Linked DNA regions of Homo sapiens: region 2 is linked to region 1. Evidence: chromatin contacts called from ENCODE Hi-C or POLR2A ChIA-PET data. All regions are on one chromosome and are shown on one strand. Each heading gives the region's core, a stretch centred on a gene start or an enhancer-like site at or near the end of the contact. The rest is flanking DNA. Distances are from core to core; before and after follow the strand shown.

What was found. Hi-C counts contacts between places; a loop is a spot of excess contacts on that map. ChIA-PET counts read pairs that join two places held with the same protein, here RNA polymerase II (POLR2A). Pooled maps may share reads with other maps.
Region 2: a loop to region 1 is called in a pooled map, with 2.0 times the contacts of the local background. The contact joins the enhancer-like site here to the promoter of LINC01625 in region 1. A Hi-C loop is called at or near these places in 2 of 50 pooled maps. POLR2A ChIA-PET finds 5 or more read pairs at or near these places in 2 of 52 experiments (GM12878 and OCI-LY7).

The regions. Positions count from the first base shown.
Region 1 is chr6:139,471,624-139,477,015 of GRCh38, reverse strand. It overlaps LINC01625 (long intergenic non-protein coding RNA 1625), which reads left to right and starts at 2,420. Exons shown (of 4, transcript NR_033919.1): 1 at 2,420-2,450; 2 at 3,961-4,084; 3 at 4,421-4,489. RefSeq lists an enhancer at 3,531-4,031.
Region 2 is chr6:139,839,567-139,844,958 of GRCh38, reverse strand. All of the region lies in intron 1 of FILNC1 (FOXO induced long non-coding RNA 1), which reads right to left. Among named protein-coding and RNA genes, the nearest start is that of FILNC1, 71 kb to the right of the region's middle. Within about 2 kb of position 3,063, at least 2 of the 41 ENCODE cell types and tissues checked have a DNase peak (open chromatin) inside an H3K27ac peak, as active enhancers do.

The DNA.
Region 1 (5,392 bases), core at 1,171-3,670:
GAGTGGCCTCCACCACTGGGGGAAGAGGGCAGGATAAGGGTGAGCTCCCCAGAAGGGCCCCCCCATAGAAAGTCGAATCTGGGAGTGTCTGGAATTAACTGTGAATGCTTTAACCTGAGGAAAAGAGACTGCGACTTCTCTACCCTATTTGCTTTGTTCCCCCAGGGTATCTTCACCTTGGGCAAAGGTCAGTTGTGTGTTTGTGCCCACCCTTAGGGCTGAATTCTCCCTTAGGCACATCGGAAGCACAGTACCCAGGGCCCACAATACTTTTAGGGGTTTACAACAATGTTTTCATTTTATTTAAAATCATAAGAAAAAAACTATATAATAATAACGAATATGTAAACATGAATCCAGCCTGGATTATATGATCTTACACCAATACAGTCATAAAATATGATTATCAATATTTTTATGGAGGAAGAGGCCCACAAAGGCAAAAGCAAAGCAAGTGGACCACTTACCACCAGACAAGCCACAAAAGTCATAATGCAGCGCTGACAATTGTGTGAGCTGGAATCCAGTGAGCAAGAAAATAACATTAGGAAGAAGTACAGAAAATTCCTGAACGCTAGCGCCCTATGTTTGGGAAAGAAATCCCTCTCTTTTGGGTGAGGACAAAGAAGTTCCCATATCCTACCCACCCTCCTGCCCCCACCCCAGCAACAATGCAACTCATAGAACATTCTGTGCCCTATCACATTCATTACACCTATGGGACGCATTCACTCATCAAAGATCACCCGGCTACTGAGGCATCCTCATTTCTATCGTTCAGTGGTCAAGCTCTTCTTCCCGTTCAGCGTACGTAGTACCTAGTCTGTTGAGGGTGCTTTAAAATGTTTAAAGAATGATAATGATCAATTTCTCCTATTTTTTTTTTAGCTTTTGAATCAAACATTTGGAAACATTGAATTTTCATGCTGCATTCTATGTATTAATTATGAAATAACTCTCATGATTGGAATATTCTAAATGAAGAAAACAGAAAAGGAGTTACGTCTTTCTGTTATTTTTCACCAAACACAGTACACTGGGGCTTATAAATACACTTTATCAAATCCCTCTGTGCAAGTAGTCCCGAGTGCTCCCCCTACCAACCCTGCACCATGAGAGAATGAATAAATGAATATCTAACAGGGCCCACACAATACCCACGAGATAATCGGCATTCTGAAAGTGTCTGAAGATATCATGTATGATAGACACCAAAGAGTGACCCTGTGCATTTCACTCCTGAATTACTGGTTGGCAGAAATGGCTGAGCAACACAAACAGATCTGAGAAGGACAAAACAGATAAATTCAGAAAACAGGTCAGCATGATTAGTAGATGTCAGAAATGATACTTTTCTGTCCCCCACCCCCTTCTGATTTATGCAGGACACTGTTTCTAATTTCCTTTGTTTTTCAACCCCAATATATTCCAGCTCCAGTTATTCACTACAAATGGCCACACTGTTTACTGAAGGCTGGCGTGTCAGTTGTTGAAGGAAGAAGGGACCGAAGTAGTGCCTGTCTCCAGAAGCCCAATTTCTAACCCCTCTGGGGTTCCAGCCTCCTAGCGAGTAGACGAAGACTGCCAAAGGTTGATCTCCAAATTGAGTTTCTCCAAGGCCAGCTTGCAGAGGCCTGGCAATCAGAAGAGGATACTAAAGGAGCATCCTAACGACAGACACACTGAAAATAATTATCCTGATTCACAAACACCCTCAAAGCTATGAGAATGGTCTTATAAGCAAGGTCTGCTTTAATGGAAACATAAGTATTATGCATTGCAGTCTATCGTAAATTGGTTGTAATTTTCTCCTGACACTTTCTGAATTAAACTAGTTAGTATACGAAAAATAATAATAATAATAATAAAATAATAATAATAAATGCCACAAAGCAAAAGCAAACTGGGTGTCTGAAGGTTAATGATTGCTCATGAAAGCCACAGAAATAAATTATCTGCCTAGGGACACTGTCACATGATCAGCACAAAAGCTGCAACAGCCAAAAATGTTTATGTAGAGGAAAAAAACACATCAGCGTCACAGAACCCTTCCCCCCACAGCTAAATTCAAGTCCTGAGCCAGCCAGCTGCTCCTGACTGCTTACATTAAACTAATTTGTGCTGCTACATTGCAGCTGCTTAATTTTTAGTCTGAACTTTATCACCAATAAGTGTTACAATAACAAGCGATATGATGGTATCTCTGAAGAAATATCCATCAACCCCCAAACAATGACAACCTCACAAGAGTACACTGCAGAAAAACAAATTTAAAAAACAACAACAAAAAAAAACAAAAAAAAAACACAAAAAAAGAAAGGAAGAAAGAAAATTACCCCCACACTGCCTCTTTAAAGGGGGGGAGGGGCAAACTTTTAGTGGGAAAGGCTTTAAAATGCTGCTTTGTTCCAAAGGCCATTCTGCAATGATGAAGGGGGATGATTGAAAAGGTTAGTAGCAGGGGAAGAGTTAACAAGTAAGATGTGCTTTTGCTAAGAGGGGGTGATTTGCAAGGTGAGAGCTTTAGAAGGGGGAAGGCAATTTCCTTACAACAATGCAATCGGTACTTTCTGTCTTGCTCACAGTCCTCCAAGACGTTATGCAAACCCAAACTGCAGCCTGGGCGGTAATTTCAGAGTTGCCCCAAACATTATTCTTTGGCCAGCCGGGTACTGGAGCTTACAATATTCCGTGTTGTTCCCCATGTTTTCCTGTGTTATTTTCCTAGCTCAGTGCAAATGCAGAAACTCTTCTTTGGGCAGAAAGAGACACTGACCTGAACTGGTTTAAATTCCTGCCAAATATGCAGGCACTGTTTTTGCTACATTTTGGAATTTGGCTTAGACCATATGTCAGGCATTTATTTGTACTCAGAACTAGAATGGAGACCTAACAACTTCAAAAAATAAAAGCTTTTTTGTTTTTAAAGCATTAAGAATGTCCTGAAAGTTTTCTATTATTAATTAATCTGAATATGATTAATGTTTTTAGTTAAGATATCTCATTACACACTCTCCTGTTTACTGCAGGGGAAATTCAGCTTCACCCTGCTCAGTAATTACAAAAACAATTCCTTTGAAAGCAAGGGAAGAACACCCGTGTCAGCTATTTACAGCATTTAAAAAATTCTGTGGTTTTCAGAATTAAGGTTCAAAGTGAATGTTATTAATGTTGAGTAATAAAGTAGTTTTTCTTGCACAGATATACTAAATGTAAAAAGAAATGTTTACACTGGAATGATTTTCCCAGGGTGGGAATCGGGGCTGGGGAGTTGGAGGTTTGGGCCCACCCTAGGTTTTTCAACTTGACATCTTTACATCTTACGGTTCCAGCCCAGGTCCTAGCAGATTTCTTTTTTCAGAGAGCTGGTAAATCACGCTACGGGACTGACTCAGAGTGCCACGGGGCATGGCCTTGTTTCGTGGGTTTCTGTTGATGATCCTCCACCGTGGCGGGGCAACTGTGTTTGCAAGAGCCCTCCAGGAGAGGATCCCGGGGAGAAGTAGATGGATGAGGAGTCCCTGGAGCCCATCAGGATTTCTCTTCCCCTCCCCCTCTCTGGTGCCAAATGGGTCACTTGCACAGTGCAAAGCTTTCTCTCCACAGAGCTCAGCGTGATACCTCCGTCTGCTGTTGGCAAAGCTTTAAGACTGCTGGGAACTCAGACGAAATCATCCACAGGCTTGGAGGTGTGGCAGGGTGTAACTAGAATGAGTGCAACTTTTTAAACGGCTCCTAACCATAGGCAGGCTGGGAAGGCCCCAAGACGGAAGGGCAGCCGAGGGGAGGGTCGCTGAACAGCAGCTTGATCTTAATGATAGAATTGGCAGCGGTGTTTGGTTGCTCTTGAACAGAGTAAAAGACCTTAATAGGCCAGACGTCCTATTAAAACCTCAATTGTGAAATTAGAAATTAACTTGATGGAATGTGACAGTCTATCTTACCTATCTGTTCTTTCAGAGCTGGACTAAATTGGTCTAACTAGGACACTTGAAGGCTTGTGAATCAGTTCACACGATCAGTGTGAAAAGCGGGTATGAAGACCCAGATGCTGGTGTGTACGTGTGCATATAAGCCCCAACAGGTATGAATTCAGAAGCAGTGGATATGCGGGTACTCTTCACTCTCAAGCAAGCCCCACATGACAGAAAGTTCTTGCTACCAGCCAGGAATGATCTCACAGGGTTGAGCAGTTTGAATTGGCTACTTTCCTGAAAATCTCTAGAAACAAATTCTTTTCGACATAGCCTTTTCCAGAACAGCACCAAATTAGAGTAAACTCCACAAATCCTGAATTAGAATCGTAATTCCGAAAAGCGGCTATCTTTATTCTTGTGGGTTCCATAAGCAGCAAGGGACTCTGGTCACCAGTTCCTTCATGGCGTCTCTGAACTTCCCTCAATCTCGCTTTGCTTTTTAGCTAGAAATCAAGCCTTTCTGGCTTCCGATTGTTGGAGAAGTGGAAACAGTTAATGGAGTATGCAATGAGGTATGTTGTAATTTCCAATTCACAGCATTAACGCTTGTAGTCATGAACTTGAAATGTAGCATTTTTCACAGAGGCAAAGTGTGGAAAGTAGTATATATGAGTAAGGAGTACAAATGTTGTTTTGCATTTTTGCTTACATCTGAGAGCATAGGCCAAATTATAGAGTGACAAAAGTCAGATATATAATTGTCTTTCATAGCATTTTTCTTCATAGAATTATAAATGACAAATGATTTATCTAAAATTAAAACCACTGTTACTATTAATATTTTTATATAAATATAAAGCATTTTTCCTCCTAAGATCTTACATGACTTTACAGATTATCAAAAGAGATAATGTATATGAAAGTGTTTTGCAAACTATGGATGCTATTACATAAAGATTATTGACATTATTATCACATCTGTCTCCAAATTTTTTTTTTTTATGGTGGAGTCTTGCTGTGTCACCCAGGCTGGAGTGCAGTGGCACGATCTTGGCTCACTGCAAGCTCTGCCTCCTGGGTTCACGCCATTCTCCTGCCTCAGCCTCCCGAGTAGCTGGGACTACAGGTGCCCACCACCACGCCTGGCTAATTTTTATATTTTTTAGTAGAGATGGGGTTTCACCATGTTAGCCAGGATGGTCTCAATCTCCTGACCTCATGATCCTCCTGCCTTGGCCTCCCAAAGTGCTGGGATTACAGGCGTGAGCCACCGCGCCCAGCCTCTCTCCAAATTTTAACAAGTAATTTATTCTAAGGGCTGGGTGCAGTGGGTCACACCTGTAATCCCAGCACTTTTGGAGGCTGAGATGGGAGGATTGCTTGAACCCAGGAGTTTGAGACCAGCCTGGACAACATAGGGAGATCCCATCTCTACAAAAAAATAAAAATTAAATAGCTAGTCATGGTGGCACACG
Region 2 (5,392 bases), core at 1,814-4,313, 370 kb before region 1:
GTTGCATAGTATTCCATGGTGTATATGTACCACATTTTCTTTATCCAGTCTATCATTGATGGGCATTTGGGTTGATTCCACGTCTTTTCTATTGTGAATAGTGCTGTAATGAACATACCCATGCATATGTCTTTATAATAGAATGATTTATATTCCTTTGGGTATATACCCCATAATAAGATTGCTGGGTCAAATGGTATTTCTGCCCCTAGATCTTTGAGGAATCTCCACATTGTCTTTCACAATTGTTAAACTAATTGAACACTCCCACCAACAGTGTAAAAGTGTTCCTTTTTCTCCACAGCCTCGCCAGCATCTGTTGTTTCTGGACTTGTTAATAATTGCCATTTGGACTGGCGTGAGATGGTATCTCATTATGGTTTTGATACCATTAGAGAAAACTCATTTGATTTCTCTAATGATCAGTGATGTTGAGCTTTTTTTTCATGTTTGTTGGCAACATGAATGGCTTCTTTTGAGAAGTATCTGTTCATGTCCTTTGCTCACTTTTTAATGAAGTTGTTCATTTTTTTCTTGTAAATTTGTTTAACTTTTTTGTAGTCTCTGGATATTAGACCCTTGTCAGATGGATAGATTGCAAAAATTTTCTCCCATTCTGTAGGTTGCCTGTTCACTCTGATGATAGTTTCTTTTTCTATGCAGAAGATCTTTAGTTTAATTAGATCCCATTTGTCAATTTTGGCTTTTGTTGCAATTTTTTTGGCGTTTTCATCATGAAATCTTTGCCTGTGCCTATGTGCTGAATGGTATTGGCTAGATTTTCTTCTAGGATTTTTATAGTTTGGGGTTTTATATTTAAGTCTTTAAACCATGTTGAATTACTTTTTGCACATCATGCAACGAAGGGGTCCAGTTTCAATTTTCTGCATAGGGCTAGCCAGTTCTCTAAGCACCATTTATTAAATAGGGAATCCTTTCCCCATTGCTCATTTTTGTCAGGTTGTTGAAGATCAGATGGTTGTAGGTGCTTGGTCTTATTTCTGAGTTCTCTATTTTGTTCCATTGGTCTATGTGTCTGTTCTTATACCCCACTACCACGCTGTTTTGTTACTGTAGCCTTGTAGTATAGTTTGAAGTCAGGCAGCATGATGCCTCTAGCTTTGTTCTTTTTGCTTAGGGTTGTCTTGGCTATTCGGGCTTAAAGAAGAGTTTTGCTGCTGTTTATCTTTTTCTCTTTTGCTTTTTGATCTGGAAGATCAAGGATGGCACTACTTCATCACTTAATGGTTGTATTCTTATTAACATAAAAGGCTATCAAATGTCCATCCTAGTAATGACTCTTTTAAGTTCTCACCACATGCTATTGGCTTCCAGTCTTTATTTAAGAAAAAAAGGAGGCCGGGCGAGGTGGCTCACACCTGTAATCCCAGCACTTTGGGAGGCCAAGGCAGGAGGATCACAAGGTCAGGAGTTTGAGACCAGCCTGGCCAATATGGTGACACCCCGTCTCTACTAAAAATACAAACATTAGCCGGGCGTGGTGGTGCACACCTATAATCCCGGCTACTTGGGAGGCTGAGGCAGAAGAATCACTTGAACCTGGTAGGCGGAGGTTGCAGTGAGCCAACATCATGCCACTGCACTCCAGCCTGGGTGACAGAGTGAGACTCCATCTCAAAGAAAAGAAAAAAAAGGATGCTATATTCTCATCGTTACAGGTTTTTCTGAGAACAACGGGTAGAGCATTTTATTGGAATATAGCATTCCTGTGGGGAGAAAAGGTTTGTAGGAACTAAATCATGCAGATTTTTAAGTGTCCAATCCAATCTGTCGTGTGAGAGGTTATATAATTTATCCATTCCACAAATATGTAACAAGGGCACACTATCAAAAGAATGATCTGGGAAAGAAGGAGACAGACTGGGTTGAAATTTTATCTTGGATAACTGGAAGGATAGGGAAGACAATAACAGAAATATTAAATTGAAAAAGTAAAGAAAATTAGCTGCCAAAAAAATTTTGATGAGGAAAGGAGATGGCTTAGGAAGAACCTTGAAATACTGACATATTTAATAGTTTGATAGAGAAGAAGGAGCCTGCAAGGGCAACACAGATGGAAGAGAGAGATAGGTATGAGGAAAATAGAGGAATTGTGGAAGATAAGGAAAGAGAATAATTCAAAAGGCAAGAAGATGCCAACATTGTCCAATGCTGCTGAGAGACCCAGTGAGATGAAAGGCAAAGAAATATTCATTCAGGTTGCAGGTATCAAAATGTACTTATATGAGGAGATAAACAATCAGTCTTTAAGAGGGAAGCTAATACAATTATAAATATAAAGAAATAAAGTGGAAATATATAAAGAAAAAAGATACAGTTTTATTGGGAAAGTAAATCATTGATTAATTTTATAAAGGGTAGGTATGAGCTTGTAATTTCTATACTACACAGCCTTTAGTAGAAATGAGAAAATGAAGATAAAGAAACTCAACAAAAAACAACTTGAGTGACCAGGATCATGTTATTCAGTCATATTTTGTGTGTTCGAAAAGAGGGGGTGCAACATTTCAAATTAGATAAAAAAGGTGACCCTGGAGAATCCATATAGAGAGAATCTTGCTTTCTCTATGGTTAAGGGATTATCTATCATGCATCAGATGCCTTTTTGGGTATTTTATACATGACTCCATTCAATGCTTACAATGATAGCTAACACATACTACTATGGGGTAGGCATGTTTCTATGGGCATTATGTGTAACACCTCACTGATAACTTCCATAATGTTGGTAATACTATTCCCTTTTTTAAAATGAGAATAATGAAAGCATTCAGTACGATTAGGTAGTTTGCTGAGAGTCACAAACTAATAAACAGCACATCTGGATTCAAATCCCACTGAGTTCAAAGTCCATGTTACTTTCATTGCATTTATTACTTGGCTCAAAAGAGGAAGAGAAGTGAAACAGAACAAGGAAGTGAAATCAGAGATGCATGTCAAAATGTTTAAATTTAATTAACAAACCAGCGGCATTTTGGCTCAGATATGCCCATAAGGTGCCTTGCAAATGCCTTTGTACTAATATTGCTAAGAGGCAGTAGGTTCTGCTGAAGGCAATACTGTAAGGAAAATGAAAGAGAAAGGCTGTGACAATACAACCATGATTGTCTCCTGAATCATGGTTAACTTTCACCCTTAGAAACACTCACTGAATATAAGCTTTTTGAATAAGGAAGAACAGTTGTATGGTCAAAAGACAATGTTAGGGTCTACCTTTTCCCAGTTATAATTCATTCACATGTATGTTTTTCTGTTCTGCAGCTAATTTCTACAATGGGTACTTCACAGATCCATGGGGAAAATTCAATAAAACAATGTATATACATAGATTTTATGGAATTTAAAGTGCTATACAAATGGCATGCCTCATTATTCTCTGAACATTCAGATTCCAAAAGACTGCCCCATACACCTCAATTCCCTCTAACTTTCTTCTCAGCCTTCTCCATTCCATGTCCACTTCTCACTGTGTTCCAGAAAGGACAGACTGTATGCTCACCAATGATCCTTGTTGATTGCCAAAGGTTAAGTGGCAAAGCATTGTGGGGATACATTATAGATGTTAAAACCCAGGGAATCCAAAAGACCTAGGATTCTGTAATACTGCACTATCACATTCAATCTAAGACGCACATATCTCTGCATTCTAACAACTCTGAAATATGGATGCATCTTGTAATTAACATGATAAGAAACCATAACGTCCTGTCGATCAAATCTAGCTGACCACCTGCTTTTGTATGGCTCTAGCGCTAAGACTGGTTTGTACATTTTTTACAGTTACAAAAAAAAAAGAAAGAAAAATAGTTTTATAACATGTAAAAGTTACATGAAATTCAAATTTCCATGTCCACAATTAAAGCTTTATAGGAACACAGCCATAGCCATTTGTTTACATATTGCCTACGGTTGCTTTCTTGCTGCGATGGCAGGATTCAGCCATTATAATAGAGACCTTGTGGACCTTAAAGCCTAAAATATTTACTATCATCATTTACAGATAAGGCTTGCCGATTCTTATCATACTTCAATTGACAACACTTTATGTTTTTTAGTGGTTGTATTAGAGTTCTCCAGAGAAACAGAAGCAATATGATAGATAGATAGATAGATAGATAGATAGATAGATAGATAGATAATAGGTGGATGGGTAGATAGGTAGATGTTAGATAGAGATATCTCTATCCATCTCTATCTCTATCTCTATCTATATCTATATCTATATCTATATCTATATCTATATCTATATCTATATCTATATCTATATCTATGGCTCCTGCAATTATAGAAGTTGAGAAGTCCCAGGATCTGCCATCTGCAAACTGGAGATTCAGCAAAGCCAGTGGTATAATTGGGTGCAAGTCTGAAGGCCAGAGAACCAGGGCAGGCAATGGTATAAATCTCAGTCTGAGGACAAAAGACCCATGGCTCAACTCAAGCAGTCAGGCTTCTCTGGTACCTTTTTGAAATAATTGCATTATACAGGTGGTTGGAAAATAGTCTTCACAAACTCCTAGAACAAAATTCCAGGTTAGCAGCTGGGAATCAAATGTACATGGGGCAAATCTCTCAGATATTTTAGAGCCTAAATGGTGATAGTGGGGCACTGAGAGAAAAAAATATATATTTCTTATGAAAGAAATAAATCTGGCATGAGAAACTTATTTATGCAGTGGATCCTGGAGTTTGGGGAAGAGTATAAATTACAAGATTAGTACATCTACTTAACACATACCAACACAAGCTAGTTTCTCCTAGTTTAGCAAAAGACCTAAAAATATGCTATTAATAAAAGAATTTTCTCATTAAATGAGGACTTAAGCCACCCTGCTTTTGGACACCACTCTTTGAGGATAGCTGCAGGGGCAGAAAGTATTTGCCGTTATTGATTGCAAAAATAGGAGAGCAGTCATGACCTCGTGATGGACAGCTCAGAGGCTGGGCAGGACTCCTCATAGTTTAGCTCTTTATGTTTGGTTTCATTTTCTCAACTTTCTCTCCTCAAGCACTTCTCGAGGAGTCTTGGCATCCAAGTACTTCTCCCCTCTGGCTCAGATTAGGAAAATCTCATGGAAAGCCTCTGATTGCCTGGTTTAGGTCACGTTCTCACTTCCTGGACCAATCTGCAGGTTAGTAGGTGAGGTTCTACGTGACTGACTCTGCAGAGGTGCATACTTACTCTTAAACCAGTCACTGTTGCTAACCAGGCAGGTTGGGCAGAGGAACTTCCATCTGGCTCTCATGCTTGTGAAATGGAGAGCAGCTGAGGAAGAAAGAATGAAGCTCCTAAAAAGGGAAGGAAGCACAGACATAGCCGTGGGGGAGATCTGAGTCAGCCAGCCTCCCTTGTTCCTGTGTCCTGCCCTAGGTC